2 separate regions of the Homo sapiens genome follow, and region 1 is linked to region 2. Evidence: chromatin loops called from intact Hi-C (ENCODE). Cell type or tissue: HCT116. All regions are shown on one strand.

Region 1 (8,000 bases), 330 kb after region 2:
CCCAGGAAGCAGAGATTGCAGTGAGCCGAGATCATGCCATTGCACTCCAGCCTAGGTGACAGAGCAAGATCTCGTCTCAAAAAAAAAAACAAAAAACAAATTTAAATACATTTTGATATATATATTCACCAAATATTATGTAGCCATAATGTTCATGAAGAATATCAATACATCATTGTAATGTTAAATAAAAACAAGATTCTGGCTAGGTGCGGTGGCTCACCCCAGCACTTTGGGAGGCCAAGGCAGGCGGATCATGAGGTCAAGAGATGGAGACCATCCTGGCCAACATGGTGAAACCCCGTCTCTACTAAACACACAAAAATTAGCTGGGCATGGTGGCATGTGCCTGTAGTCCCAGCTACTCAGGAGGCTGAGGCAGGAGAATCACTTGAACCCAGGAGGCAGAGGTTGCAGTGAGCCGACATCACGCCACTGCACTCCAGCTTGGTGACAGAGCGAGACTCTGTCTCAAAAAAACAAAACAAACAAAAAAAACGCAAGATTCTAACCTAGATACACAGTTTTAGCCCAATTATGTTAAAACATACATAAATATGCAATCTGTAGGTACACAGAAAAAAGATGGAAGAAATTACATCAAAATTTAACACTATCTCTGAATAATTAGCTTACGATATTTTATTTTTCTTCAAACTTCTCCATAATTTTGAAATTCTCTATAATTTAAAAAGATATTCTTAAAAAATAAAACTAGCAAGCAATGATATACTCTACTGTATAATTTAAAAGCTCAGCTCTGCTTACCTGTTTTCATGGTTGGACTAAATAGTCCCAATACTGACACACTAGAATACAAGATGAGGTCTTTATATAATTCCCCACTTAAATATTCTTCTGCTTCTTGGATCGATGTTATATTCACTGGATATGAAATCCTGTTGCTGGATAAACATATAACTATATTACAAATTAATTTTTTAAGATATTTTCAGTTTGTAAAAAAAAAGCATACTAAACATAGCAAACAATATATTACATAGGATAATATCTTACAAAATATAGAAAATTAAATATTATTCTTAAAGAAAATCAGACTCATTAAACAAAATTGCTATCTCCCGAAAAGTGTTGAAATGTACACAGACTTTCATAAATATTCATTTTGTGATCTCAATTCTAGTATCTTCCTTAACCTATTTTAAGTGTTAGCAAAGTCTGAGAATTAGAACTTCTAAAGACCTAAACATTCAGAGATCTTATAATGAAGCTGAATACTTACAGCTGGATAAATTTTAGGAGATCTTCGGTTCCTAACATTCCAGCATAAGATACTGGGTTCTCGCCTTTCTTGTACATCTTTATGATAGGAAATTCAGTAACATTTTGCTTAGTACATACATCAGACCAATCTGCACAGTTTATTCTAGTAAGAAGCATAGTAGATGTGCCTAAATAAAAGGAAAATGCACATTTGTAATTACTAATTGTAGAAAATGCATTTGCTTAGGATCTTCAGTATTTTTCTATCCCATTCTTATTTTAACCTCTCAGCATGAAACACTCCTGCTTAAACACTCTCTTCCCTTGATCTTTGCAACACCATTCCCTGTTGGCCTTTTCCCTTCCTTTCTAGCTTCTCCTTTTTGTTCCCTTTTGCAGGCTCTTCAGCCAGTAGAGTTGGAGGTCCCTCAAGGCTCAGCTTAAGCTGCCTTCTCTTGTTTTTCTTCACTCCTGTCCTACACAACCTCAATAACCATAGACAATCTAATGAATCCTAAATTTATGTCTTTGGCCCAAACTCCTTGAAGTTCCAGACCCATATATCCTTACTACCTTCTCTGTTTTCCTTTGAACGGAAACCTCCTCAAACTCAACAAGTCTAAAACCATATATGGTTTCTTTTCTGTTTGTTGGTGAACGTTGCTGCTCTTGTGCAACTCAAAAAACAAAGCATCATCTTTCATACCTCTCCATTCCCAAGGCCCTTCATGCCTATTGATTAATCAGCATGTTCTTTCAATTTTACCACCTGAATTTTTAATATATCTAATTACTGTCCATTTCTCTTTACTGCCACTACTCAAGTTGTCGTTCCTCCTGGATAACTACAATAGGCTTCTAATTCGCCTCTTTGAATTCAGTGTGTCTACACTAATGCTAGAGATATCTTTTCAAAACTCAAATATTTTGGTACCAGCTTACCCCCACCAACCTTTTGCAGAATTAAATCTTTCTTACCGTGTACAACTTCAAGGACTAGCCTTCTCTGACACAGTGATCTACATCAGGTTCCCTTGACATATGCTATTATAGAACCATGCTCTTTTCCTTATCTCCTTATGTAATTATATACTATTCATTATCTGATCAACGTCTGTCTCTACCAAGACAACTCCTTGAGAGCAGGGACTATGTCTGTTTATTTATCATTGATTTTCCAGCACCTGCAGTACCTTAAATATGCATGTGAATAAATGACACATGTGAAACTCATCCAGGACTTCAGATACCTATCCTGTCTAAACATTATAATTTCTTTTCAGCCTAAGAAAACACACAGTAGAATCTCAAGCAGAAATTCCTACTTGCTCTATAATAAAACGTGTAAAGTTCTCTAAAATATTATAAATCACTGTGTGGAAAGAGATCAAACACTAAATAAAATAAGCACCATACAACTCGAAAGAATAAATTCTAATAAAAGATAAAATTTAGTATCATACTAGATCAAAGAAGGAATCTTTGTGTATCAATTTAGGATATAGCCTAAATGTTACTTCATCATATGATTAAAATTGTGAATGTGGTATTTTAATATTTTATCACCAAATGTTTTTAATACTGAAATTAATTTGTATATTTTCAAAGATTCTTGATTACTTCTCATAGATGTAATAACTTATCACTTTAGATTTAGTGTTAACAATCTGATAATATAGGCAAGATTTAGTCTGTCTTTTTTTTTTTTGCTTTTGTATATTTGAGATGTAGTCTTGCTCTTGTTGCCCAGGCTGGAGTGCAGTGGCGTGATCTCGGCTCACTGCAACCTTCCTCTCCCGAGTTCAGGCGATTCTCCTGCCTCAGCCTCCCGAGTAGCTGGGACGACAGGCACGTGACACCATGCCCGGCTAATTTTTTCTATCTTTAGTAGAGACAGGGTTTCACCATGTTAGCCCTAGGATGGTCCTGATCTGACCTCGTGATCTGCCTGCCTCAGCCTTCCAAAGTGCTGGGATCACAGGCGTGAGCCACCGCGCCCGGCCTTAAGTCTGTCTTATCACCACTATATCCCACTGCCTTGCACAATGTCTGTTACACAGTATGTACCCAGTAAAAATGTGTAGAATGTACACTGATATTTCTTCACAAATTTTAAATTCTTACATTAAAGGATATTAATACTTGAATTTTGTATGAGCATATAAACAAATATAAACCCTTATTTCTTCCCAAATCAGACCTGCTAAGTGACTTCCTATCAAAGTTCTCTTATCCTTTATTTTAATCATTTTGATATAGGAGTGAAGAAGAAATCACTTAGGCAGATAGCAAGGGTATGGGGAGTCCTCGGTAAGGTTTTTCTTTTTAGTGAAAAGCAGCCCCAAATCTTTTTCTAACAAAGAGCAGCCTGCAAGCTGCAAGGGTGCACGTACCGGCAGGAACTAAGGACTAGACGTTTCCAAGATGGCCGCTCTGTCTTCCCTTCTCTGCCAGCCATGTGTGCTGTAAGGAGCAGACAAGATGGCCCCAGACAACTGGAAAGACCATTTGTATAAGAAGATTAAGGTGGGGCGACCAGACTTCCCTATGCCACTATGTAAATATCATACCTGACTGAAGCAATCTATGAGCCCTATGTAAATCAGACACCACCTTCTCAAACTAGACTATAAAACTCGACACATTCGCTGCCAGCCAGTCCTTTCCACTTGGAGATGCCTTCCTCTATAGAGGAAGCTGTTTCTCTTTCTCTCCTCTCTATTGAACCTCTGCTCCTAAACAACTTGTGTGTGTCCGTGTTCTAAATTTTCCTGGTGCGCGACAACGAACCCCAGGGTATATACCCCAGACAACGCTGCTGCTTTGATTTCATCAATAAACATCTGGTGATGCTTGTTTATACAAAGTGCCACGTTACATATTTTGCCACCCAAGTATGGAATATAGTGCTCTTCCAGCTGCAGTTCTTTCCTTTCAATAAGCATCCTCAGCATGTCTACTACTGCTAAAACTGTGATTATTCCTTTTTCCCTACAGTTGAAATGGAAAACTTTGATGTTATCTTTAAAACCAGAAAAGTAATACTGATATATATCACTAAAAGTTATATAACTACTTATACTGAAGTTATCAATTCCTGTAAAATGGTTCCAATATTTACTCATGTTTCAGTTGGAATAGTCTAGTATTCTAAGGTGCCTACAGTATTACATCCCATATACTTTATCAATGCAGTAATTTCAAATAGGTTCCTAACTTAAAAGAAAAAACAGATTATCTTAGATACAGGTATTATGTAAGTATAAAATTTTGACATTTGCTGCCACCTTGTGACAGAGTAAAAAACATTCTTCATTGTCTTCGACTAAGAGATAACAAATGGCTTTTTCCCACAAAGTCAGATCTGTCAGAAAGACAGATGATAGGACTAAATGCCCAAGGTATTATATTTTCCTAACTTATAAAGTTATAGTATAGGCTTCAACATAGACACAAAACATTGTAATTACCTATGCAATGCATTTCTACATTAAGTTCCCTGAACTTCCAAAATAGTCCATTTATCTGATATCTGATTACCAAAAAAAATTGTTATTCATAAAGAACATAGTGAATGAAAAGGAAAACAAGTCCTGGGTTGCTTAACTACTTTTTTATTCTACAAACACATACAACTCTGAGCCCTTGCATTGAGGGGGCAGGTAGTCTCTTCATTTGGTCATTAATAGAAAAGAATGCAAGGAAATATTTTTCCATTTTCATCTGGTGTCTAATTAAATGGGGTGGAGAGAGGGATAATTAATCATATTCTTGAGGAACATTATCCAATCACTACTTCATTATGATTTATATTTTCTCCTCCTTTGCTTTTCTTCTAATTATTTGCCAATAAGGCTAGAGAATCTAAAAGAAGAAAACTTAAATTTGTCCATAGATTGCAACTTGCCTTGCATAAAGGAAAATGTGAAAGCAAGTAAGAGGATCTGCTTTTTAAAAAAATGATTAGAGGCTGGGCGCAGTGGCTCATGCCTATATTCCCAGCACTGTGGGAGGCTGAGGCAGGTGGATTACCTGAGGTCAGCAGTTTGAGACCAGCCTGGACGCTGTCTCTACTAAAAATACAAAAACTAGCCAAGCACGGTGGTGCACACCTGTAATCCTAGCTACTCGGGAGGCTGAGGCAGGAGAATCACTTGAACCCAGGAGGCGGAGGTTGCAGTGAGCTGAGATCATGCCATTGCACTCCAGCCTGGGCGACAAGAGTGAAACTCCATCTCAAAAAAAAAAAAAAATTACAGATCACAGTGTCTACAGACTTCATTATCCCCTCACTCAGTAATAATCAAAAGTTAGATCAAATGTGGTTGGGAAATAAAAGGAACGGGGACAGACAGAACAGCGTGTGGAGGCTCGCCTCATGAACTTTTGCTCCAAAACTGCAGCAATACATTAGGAAAGCCAAAAGAACCCACAGACCCTCTGAAGGAAGTGATTGCACCTGCAGGACCTGGGAGACACCCCAAATACTGTGAGTGCTCAAACTGTGGAAGTGGGAAAGGCAGATCGTCCACCCCTGAACACACACCCCACCACCGGGGAACCTAAAGGTCTAGATTACGGGAGAAGATTCTGACCTTATCTGGAGCTTAGTCAATTTAGAGAGCTGAGCGAAAGCGAAATACACGGGTAAAGGAAGCAGCAGGAAAATCCCTGTGGACTAGCTGGGTCCCCTACCAAGCCATTTGTGCCTCACCTCACAAGGGGTCCTTGAGGAGGGCTACCAGAGGCACTCAGAGAAGGCCACAGAGAAAAGGAAACCTCCCCCTGAAATTTGTAACAATTTGAACCAATCGAAGAGTCTCCTGGCCAGAACTCGGGGGAGGGCATGAATCCAGCGTGCAGACTCCACAGGCTGGGGAAGAAAGAAAGCCCTACTTATTTTTGCAGCTGGGAGGCAGGTAGCCTGGGGCAGGTTCTCAGCCCTGGTCACCCACTGCCTGGAAACAGACTTGGTGCTGTTGAGTGGGGGCACAGTGGAAGTGAGACTGGCCCTTTGGGTTGTGTGGGAGCTGGGTGAGGCCTGTGACTGCCGGCTTTCCTCCACTTCCCTGACAACCTGCATGACACAGCAAAGACAGCCATAATCCTCTTAGGAACATAACTCCATTGACCTGGGACCCTCACCCTCATCCCCCACAGCAGACGCAGCAAGACCTGCCCAAGTAGAATCTGAGCTCAGACACGCCTAGCCCTGCCCCCATCTAATGGTCCTTCACTACCCACCCTGGTAACTGAAGACAAAGGGCATATACTCTTGGGAGTTATAGGGTCCTGCCTACTGCCTGTTCCTCCCGATACCAATGCACTTTCAAGCCAATGCTCTCTTGAAAGTGCCATCTCCCAGCAGGAGGTAAACCAGCACAAAAATAGTGCATTAATCAACCAAAGCTAAGGACCCTCACAGAGTCCATTTAGCCCTTCTGCCACCTCCACTAGAACAGGTGCCAGTATCCATGGCTGAGAGACCCACAGATGGTTGACACCACAGGACTCTGTGTAGACAACCCCAAGTACCAGCCTGGAGCCTGGTAGACTTGCTGGGTGGCTAGATCCAGAAGGGGGATAACAATCACTACAGCTCGGCTCTCAGGAAGCCACATCCCTAGGAAAAGGGAAAGAGTACTACATCAAGGGAACACTCTGTGGGACAAAAGGAACTGAACAACAGCCTTGAGCCCTAGACCTTCCCTCTGACAGAGCCTACCCACATGAGAAGGAACCAGAAAACCAACTCTGGTAATATGACAAAGCAAGATTCTTTAACTCACCCCCGCAAAAAAATCACACTAGCTCTCCAGCAATGGATCCAAACCAAGAAGAAATCCCTGATCTACCTGAAAAAGAATTCAGAAGGTTAGTTATTAAGCTAATCAGGGAGGTGCCAGAGAAAGGCAAAGCCCAATGTAAGGAAACTGAAAAAAAATTATGCAAGAAGTAAAGGGAGAAATATTCAATGAAATAGATAGCATAAATAAAAATCAATCAAACCCTCAGGAAACAATAGACGCACTTATAGAAATGCAAAATGCTCTGGAAAGTCTCAGCAATAGAATCAAACAAGCAGAAGAAAGAATTTCAGAGCTTGAAGACAAGGTCTTCGAATTAACCCAATGCAACAAAGACAAAGAAAAAAATAAGAAAATATGAACAAAGCCTCCAAGAATTTGGGATTATGTTAAACAACCAAACCTGAATAATCAGTGTTCTTAAGAAGAGAAATCTATTTGGAAAATATATTTGGGGGAATAACCAAGGAAAACTTCCCCAGTCTTGCTAGAGAACTAGGCATCCAAGTACAAGAAGCCCAGAGAAACCTGGGAAATTAATCACAAGAAGATCAATGCCTAGGCACATTGTCATCAGGTTACCTAAAGTTAAGACAAAGGAAAGAATCTTAAGAGCTGTGAGGCAAAAACACCAGGTAACATATAAAGGAAAACCTATCAGACTAACAGCAGATTTCTCAGCAGAAACTCTACAAGCTAGAAAGGATTGGGGCCCTATCTTCAGCCTCTTCAAACAAAACAATTATCAGCCAAGAATTTTGTACCCAGCAAAACTAAGCTTCCTAAGTGGAGGAAAGATACAGTATTTTTCAGACAAACAAATGCTGAGAGAATTCGCCACTACCAAGCCAGCGCTACAAGAACTGCTAAAAGGAGCTCTAGATCTTGAAACAAATCCTGGAAACACATCAAAAAAGAACCTCTTTAAAGCATAAATCTCACAGGACCGACAAAACAGATACAATTTTT
Region 2 (8,000 bases):
ATCCTAAGACGTGGCTATTGCTAGTGGATCTCCACTTAAAAGAATGCATCTCCTATCCCACCTTTTGTAATTATGCCAGCATAGACTTGTTGTTTTGTTGTTAATTCTTATATATTTTTAACTTTTATTTTAGGTTCAGGGATACATGTGCATGTTTGTTATATAAGTAAATTGCATGTCACAGGGGTGTGACGTACAGATTATTTCATCACCCCGGTAATAAGGTAATTAATATCCAATAAATAGTTTTTCAATCCTCTCCCTCCTCCCCTAACAGCCTCAAGTAGGCTCCAGTGTCCATTGTTCCCTTCTTTGTGTCCACGTGTACTCAATGTTTAGCTCCCATTTATAAGAGACAACATGTGGTATTTGGTTTTCTGTTCCTGCATTAGTTTGCCTTGAATTACAGCCTCCAGCTCCATTCATGTTACTGCAAAGGACACGATTTCATTCTTTTTCATGGCTGCATAGTATTCCCTGGTGTATATGTACCACATTTTCTTTATCCAATCTACCATTGATGGACATTTAGGTTGATTCCATGTCTTTGCTGTTGTGAATAGTGCTGCAATGAACATACATATGCATGTGTCTTTATGGCAGAATAATTTATATTCCTCTGGGGATATACTCAAAAGTGGGATTGCTGAGTCTAATGATACTTCTATTTTAAGTTCTTTGAGAAATTGCCACACTGCTTTCCACAATGGCTGAAATAATTTACATTCTCACTAGCAATGTATAAACATTACCTTTTCTCTGCAACCTTGCCAGCATCTGTTATTTTTTGACTTTTTAATAATCGCCATTCTGACTGGTGGGAGATGGTATCTCATTGTGGTTTTGATTTGCATTTCTCTAATAATTAGTGATGTTGAGCATTTTTTCATATGCTTGTTGGCCACATGTATGTCTTCTTTTGAAAAGCATTTGTTCATGCCCTTTGCCCACTTTTTAATGCGGTTGTTTTATTTTCTTGTAAATTTGTTTAAGTTCCTTTTAGGTGCTGGATATTAGACCTTTGTCATATGCATAGTTTGCAAATATTTCCCCATTCTAGAGGTTGTCTGTTTACTCTGTTGATAGTTTCCTTTGATATGAAGAAGCTATTTCCTTAGGTTCCTTTTGTCAATTTTTGCTTTTGGCATCTTCGTCATGAAATCTTTGCCCATTCATATATCCAGAGTGGTATTTTCTAGGATATCTTCCAGAGTTTTTATAGCTGTAGGTTTTACATTTAAGTCTTTAAACCTCTATGGTTGATTTTTTTTTTTTTTTTTTTTGAGATGGAGTCTCTCTCGATCGCCCAGGCTGGAGTCCAGTGGCGCGATCTCAGCTCACTGCAAACTCCGCCTCCCGGGTTCAGGACATTCTCCTGCCTCAGCCTCCCAAGTAGCTGGGACTACAGGCGCCGGCCACCACGCCCAGCTAATTTTTTGTATTTTTAATAGAGACGGGGTTTCACCGTGTTAGCCAGGATGGTCTCGATCTCCTGACCTCATGATCCGCCTGCCTCGGCTTCCCAAAGTGCTGGGATTACAGGCGAGAGCCATCACGCCCAGCAGTTGATTTTTGTATATGGGGTAAGGAAGGGGTCCAGTTTCAATTCTGCATATGGCTAGCCAATTATCCCAGCACAATTTATTGAATAGAGGGTCTATTTCCTATTGCTTGTTTTTGTTGACTTTGTTGAAGATCAGTTGGTTGTAGGTGTGTAGCTTTATTTCTGGACTCTCTGATTTCTTTGAACAGTATTTTGTAATTCTCATTGTAGAGATCTTTCACCTCCCTGATTAGCTGTATTCCTAGATATTTTATTCTTTTTGTGGTTATTGTGAATGGGATTGTGTTCCTGATTTGGCTGTCAGCTTGGATGTTGTTAGTGTGTAGAAATGCTTTTCCTGTAAATTTAAGTTCCTTGTAGACTCTGGATATTAGACGTTTGTCAGATGGATAAATTGCAAAGATTTTCTCCCATTTTGTAGGCTGATGATAGTTTCTTTTGCTGTGTAGAAGCTCTTTTGTTTAATTAGATTCCATTTGTCAATTTTTGCTTTTGTTGTGATTGCTTTTGGCATTTTCATCATGAAATCTTTGGCCATGCCTATGTCCTGAATGGGATTGCCTAGATTTTCTTCTAGGGTTTTTATAGTTTGGGGTTTTATATTTGAGGCTTGAATCCATTTTGAGTTAATTTTTGTGTAAGGTATAATGAAGGGGTTCAATTTCAATTTTCTGCATGTGGCTAGCCAGTTCTCCCAGCACCATTTATTAAATAGGGAATCCTTCCCTCATTACTTGTTTTTGTCAGGTTTGTCAAAGATCAGATGGTTGTAGGTGGGTAGTCTTATTTCTGAGTTCTCTATTCAGTTCCATTGGTCTATGCATGTGCATTTATACCAGTACCATGCTGTTTGGTTACTGCAGCCTTGTAATATAGTTTGAAGTCAGGTAGCATGATGCCTCCAGCTGTGTTATTTTTGCTTAGGATTGTCTTGGCTATTCGAGCTCTTTTTTGGTTTCACATGAGTTTTAAAAGAGTTTTTTGTAATTCTGTGAAGAATGTTAATGGGAATAGCATTGAATCTATAAATTACTTTGTCTGGTATGGCCACTTTAACAATATTAATTCTTCCTATCCATGATCATGGAATGTTTTTCCATTTGTATAAGGTGTAAGGAAGGGGTCCAGTTTCAATTTTCTGCATATGACTAGCCAGTTCTCTCTGATTTGTGTCCTGTTTGATTTCTTTGAGCAGTAATTTACAGTTCTTCTTGAAGAAGTCCTTCACTTCCCTTGTTAGCTGTATTCCTAGGTAACTTATCCTTTTTTTTTTTTGCAATTGTGAATGGGAGTTCATTCACTATTTGGCTCTCTGCTTGCCTGTAGATGGCGTATAGAAATGCTAGCAATTTTTGCACATTGATTTTGTATCCTGACGCTTTGCTGAAGTTGTTTATCAGCTTAAGAAGCTTTTGGGCTGAGATGATGGGGATTTTCTAGGTATAGGATCATGTTATCTGTGAACAGGGATAGTTTGACTTCCTCTCTTCCAATTTGAATACACTTTATTTTTTCTCCTGCCTGATTACCCTGGCCAGAACTCCCAATACTATGTTGAATAGGAGTGGTGAGAGAGGGCATCCTTTTCTTGTGCCAGTTTTCAAGAAGAATGCTTCTAGCTTTTGCCCATTCAGTATGATATTGGCTGTGGCTTTGTCATAAATGACTGTTATTATTTTGAGGTATATTCCTTCAATACCTAGTTTATTGAGCATTTTTAACAAGAAGGGATGTTGAATTTTGTCGGAGGCCTTTTCTGCATCTATTGAGATAATCATGTGGTTTTTGTCTTTAGCTCTGTTTATGTGATGAATCACATTTATTGATTTGCGTACATTGACCAAGCTTGCATCCTGGGGATGAAGCCAACTCGATTGCGGTGGATAAGCTTTTTAATGTACTGCTGGATTTGGGTTGCCAGTATTTTATTGAGGATTTTGGCATTGACATTCATCAGGGATATTGACCTGAAGTTTTCTTTTTTTGTTGTGTCTCTTCCAGGACATGAACAGACACCTCTCGAAAGAAGACGTACATGTGGTCAACAAACATATGATAAAAAGCTCAACATCACTGATCATTAGAGAAATGCAAATCAAAACCACAATGAGATAGCATCTCATGCCAGTCAGAATGGTGATTATTTAAAAGTCAAGAAACCACAGATGCTGGCAAGGTTGTGGAGAAAAAGGAACACTTTTACACTGTTGATGAGAGTGTAAACTAGTTCAACCATTGTGGAAGACAGTGTAGTGATTCCTCAAAGGCCTAGAGGCAGAAGTACCATTTGACCCAACAGTCCCATTACTGGGTATATACTCAAAGGAATATAAATCATTCTATTATAAAGATTCATGCATGCATTATGTTCAGTGCAGCACTAGACACAATAGCAAAGACACGGAATCAACCCAAATGCCCATCAATGATAGACTGAATAAAGACAATGTGGTATATATACACCATGGAATACTATACAGCCATAAAAGGAAAGAGATCATGTCCTTTGCAGGGACATGGATGGAGCTGGAAGCCATTATGCTCAGCAAACTAACACAGGAACAGAAAACCACACAACATAATGTTCTCACTTATAAGTGGGAGCTGAATGATGAGAACACATGGACACATGGAGGGAAACAACACACACTGAAGCCTGTCAGGGAGTGTTGGGGGAAAGACAACATCAGGAAGAATACCTAATGGACATTGGGCTTCATATCTAGGTGATGGGATGATCTGTGCAGCAAACCACCATGTCACACATTTACTTATGTAACAAACCTGCACATCCTGCACATGTACCCCTGAACTTAAAATAAACGTTAAAAAAAGGAATGCTATTGAATTTGTACACTGATTTTTGTATCCTGAAACTTTTGTATCCTGAAACTTTTGTATCCTGAAGTTGTTTATCAGACCAAGGAGTGTTTGGGCACAGACTGTGGGGTTTTCTAGGTATAAAATTATATTGTTGTCTGCAAACAGAAATAGTTTAGGTCAGGACTAAACTCTCTCTGGCCAGGACTTTCAGGACTATGTTGAATAGGAATGGTGAGAATGGACATCCTTGTCTTGTTATAGTTCTCAAGGGGAATCCTTCCAGGTTTTGCCCATTCAGTATGATGTTGGCTGTGCATTTGTTCTAATGGCTCTTCTTATTTTGACGTATGTTCCTTCAATGCCTACTTTGTTGAGGGTTACAGAAGGTTTTTTTTCAAGACAGAGCCTTGCTCTGTCATCCAGACTGCAATGCAGTGACATGATCTCAGCTCACTGCAAAGTCTGCTTCCTGGGTTGTTGAATTTTATCAAAATCCCTTTCTGCATCTATTGAGATGATCCTGTGGTTTTTCTTTGTAGTTCTTTTTATGTGGTCAATAAATAACATTTATCGATTTGTTTATGTTGAATCAACCTTGTATCCCAGGGATAAAGCATACTTGATTATGGTGGATTTGTATTTTGATGTGTTGCTTGATTCAGTTTGCTAGTATTTTGTTGAGAATTTTTGCATGTATGCTCATCAAGGATACTGGCCTAAAGTTTTCTTTTTGTTGTTGTGTTTGTCAGGTTTTGGTTATCAGGATGATGCTGGCCTCATGGAATGAGTTAGAGGGGAGTCCCTCCTCCTCAACATTTGGGAATAGTTTCCATAGTAATGGTACCAGCTCTTCTTTATACATCTGGTAGAATTTGGCTATGATTCTGTTTGGTCCTGTGCTTTTTCCGGTTGGTAGGCTTTTTATTTTTGATTCAATTTCAGAACTTGTTATTGGTCTGCTCAGGGATTCAGTTCCTTCCTGATTCAATCTTGGGAGGTTGTATGCTTCCAGGAATTTATCCATTTCTTTTAGGTTTTCTAGCTTATGTGCCTAGAGGTGTTCATAATAGTCTCTGAGGGATTTTTGTGTTTCTGTGGGACCAATAGTAATGTCCTCTTTGTCATTATTTCTGATTGTGTTTATTTGGATCTTATCTCTTTCTTTATTAGTCTAGCTAGCAGTCTGTCAATCTTAGTTATTCTTTTAAAATACCAACCCCTGGATTCATTGGTCTTTTGTATGGCTTTTCACATCTCAGTTTCCTTCAATTCAGTTCTGATTTTGGTTATGTCTTATCTTCGGCTACCTTTGAGGTTGGTTTGCTCTTGTTTCTGTAGTCACTCTAGCTGTGACTTTAGGTTGTTAACTTGAGATCTTTCTAATCTTTTGGTGTGGATGCTTAGTACTAAAATCTTCCCTCTTAACATTGCTGTAGCTGTGTCTCAGAGATTCTGGTATGTTGTATCTTTTTCTCATTAGTTTCAAATAATTTCTTGACTTCTGTCTTAATTTCATTGTTTACTCAAAAGTCATTCGGGAGTAGGTTGTTTTTCATGTAATTGTATTCCTTAGATTTCTTGGATTAGGTTTCAACTTTCTTCTGAACGTCAATGATCTTCATTCCTATCCATATTCAGAGATCTATTTCTGACATTGCAGCCATTTTAGCCTGGTTAAGAAACATTTCTGGGGAACTAGTGCAGTCATTTGGAGATAAGAAGATACTCTGACTTTTTGAGTTGCCAGATTTCTTGCACTGGTTTTTCTCTTCCATGTGGGTTGATGTTCCTTCAGTCTTTGAAGTTTCTTCCTTTGGATGGGTTTTTTAAAATTGCTTTTATCTTCTTTGATGCCTTTGGGGGTTTGATTGTGGAATAAGTTTGGTTCAGTCTACTGGCTTCAATTCTAGTGTGCTCACGGTCTTGGAGGAGCCCAGAGCCTCCTCTGATTATTGTCTCCATACCTACTTTTTGTTATTGTTGTTGTTGGGTATTCTGTTCCATGGGGCTCCCTCAGGCAGGGGCCGCAGTTGTCAGACAGGCCATATGATTGCTGGGTTGGCCCTAATCTGCTGTCCAAGTGCTTCCTGAGGTAATACTGGGTTGCACCTGCTGGCAGAGTTCAGGCGGAAGTTGGAACACTGGGCTGGAAGCACTAGCAGGTGTGGTCCATCTGGCTATGAGAGGCCAGGGTGGGTGGAATTGCCCACTCTGTCATCTGGGTGTTTCCTAGGTCAGTGGGAGGCCTCATCTGCTGGCTGAGTTCAGACAGAAGCAGAGCCACTGGGCCAGAAGCTCTAGCACACATTGCCCATCTGGCTACCAGTGGCAGGGGTGGGTGGGGGTTGCCTGTCCTGCCATACAAGTGCTTTCTGGGACAACAAGTGGCTGTGGCTGCTGGCCAGTTTCAGGCAGAAGCAGGACCACTATGCTGGAAGCTGGCAATGAGACCCATCTGGCGAGAGGAAGTGGAAAAATCTTACTGCTCCTAGGCACTGCGACTGTGGCCTCTATTGGAGCTGTGGCACCAGTGCTGGTCTGCTCAAGGGCCCAAGGCAGGTAGAGGTCCCCTTAGACTCAAGAGTTGCCCCCGCAGAATGTCCAGGTGGCTCTCTGCCTCCGTCTAGAAGTGCAGTGGAAAGGTGTTGGGGGGGCCAGGAGGATTATCCCCTTTCCAGTCTTACAATGCTCCCTGTAGAGAGGGTGAATCCCTCAGGGGGCTTTCACTCACTCACCCTTTCCCATGTTGGAGAGGTTTTCCTGGCTCTGCCCTGAGCCCAGACAGGCTGGTCCCCAGCTTTGCTTTTCTCTTCTTTCTGTGTCCCCCTGCTGCCTTGTTGCATCCCGAAGTGGTTTCGCAGATGATCAGCCTGCAAGGTCAGCGTTCACTAGCCCTTCAGTGTTCACTAGCTCTTTTGTTTCCTTTCCAAGCGAGCAATACACATGAGCAGCTTCTAGTCCACCAACTTTGCTCCTTCCCCAGAGACTTTTTTTTTAATATTAAAAGTTTTCCCTCCAAGCTCCTTCCTTGAAGGGCTAAGCTCTTGTAGCTCTTGCATCATATAAATTTCAAACATCATATATTGAACTGTTAACAGTAAACACCAAGATTATCTCTTCACCCTTCTCCGCTGTCCCTCTACTTCCTTTCAACACCAGATTTTGAAAGTAGTCCATACTTGCTGCCTCTCACCATTTCCTCACTTATTTCCTCAAAATCTGGCTCTGTAACCATCACACACAAAAAATTGCTTCCCTGAAGGAACAACCGTTTCCAGTCTTCCGCAGCCCTTGCCTCTGATTTCTGCCACATTTGTCATGTTGGACTCTTTCCCACTCAGCCCTACTGGTTTAAATCCTACCTCTCTAACTGTCACTTCACCTCCTCTGCAGGCTCCTCCTCCCTCTGTTGCCTGATGGAGAAAATGCTGCATTTTGGTCCTGTCTCCTTTGTTTCTCTTTTGATGATCTCTGTCTCTGAGACCATCACTTCTGGTTGTGAGGGCTTGGCAAGAACAATAGTGATTAGAAGGAAGCCCTAAATCTAAGCTCATAGACCCTAAAGAGGTGGCTTCTCCTTCAGAATAATCCCCCTTGCCCGGAAGTTATGCCT

What was found. Peaks named below come from ENCODE experiments on the same cell type or tissue, not always from the same donor. Only the 100,000 strongest peaks of a DNase experiment are listed, where the experiment ranks them.
Region 1: it touches region 2 in a loop (4-fold over the local background); 5 of 110 quality-filtered maps call a loop at or near these places.

Annotation. Positions count from the first base shown.
Region 1 is chr14:52,469,269-52,477,268 of GRCh38, forward strand. TXNDC16 (thioredoxin domain containing 16) reads right to left here. Exons shown (of 21, transcript NM_020784.3): 15 at 1,244-1,412; 16 at 769-905. Among named protein-coding and RNA genes, the nearest start is that of TXNDC16, 79 kb to the right of the region's middle. In HCT116, a CTCF peak has its summit at 4,495 (motif pointing left); a DNase peak (open chromatin) is centred at 4,483.
Region 2 is chr14:52,143,824-52,151,823 of GRCh38, forward strand. No RefSeq gene overlaps it. Among named protein-coding and RNA genes, the nearest start is that of LINC02319, 22 kb to the left of the region's middle. In HCT116, no CTCF peak of the experiment used is centred here; no DNase peak of the experiment used is centred here; H3K27me3 peaks cover 750 bases.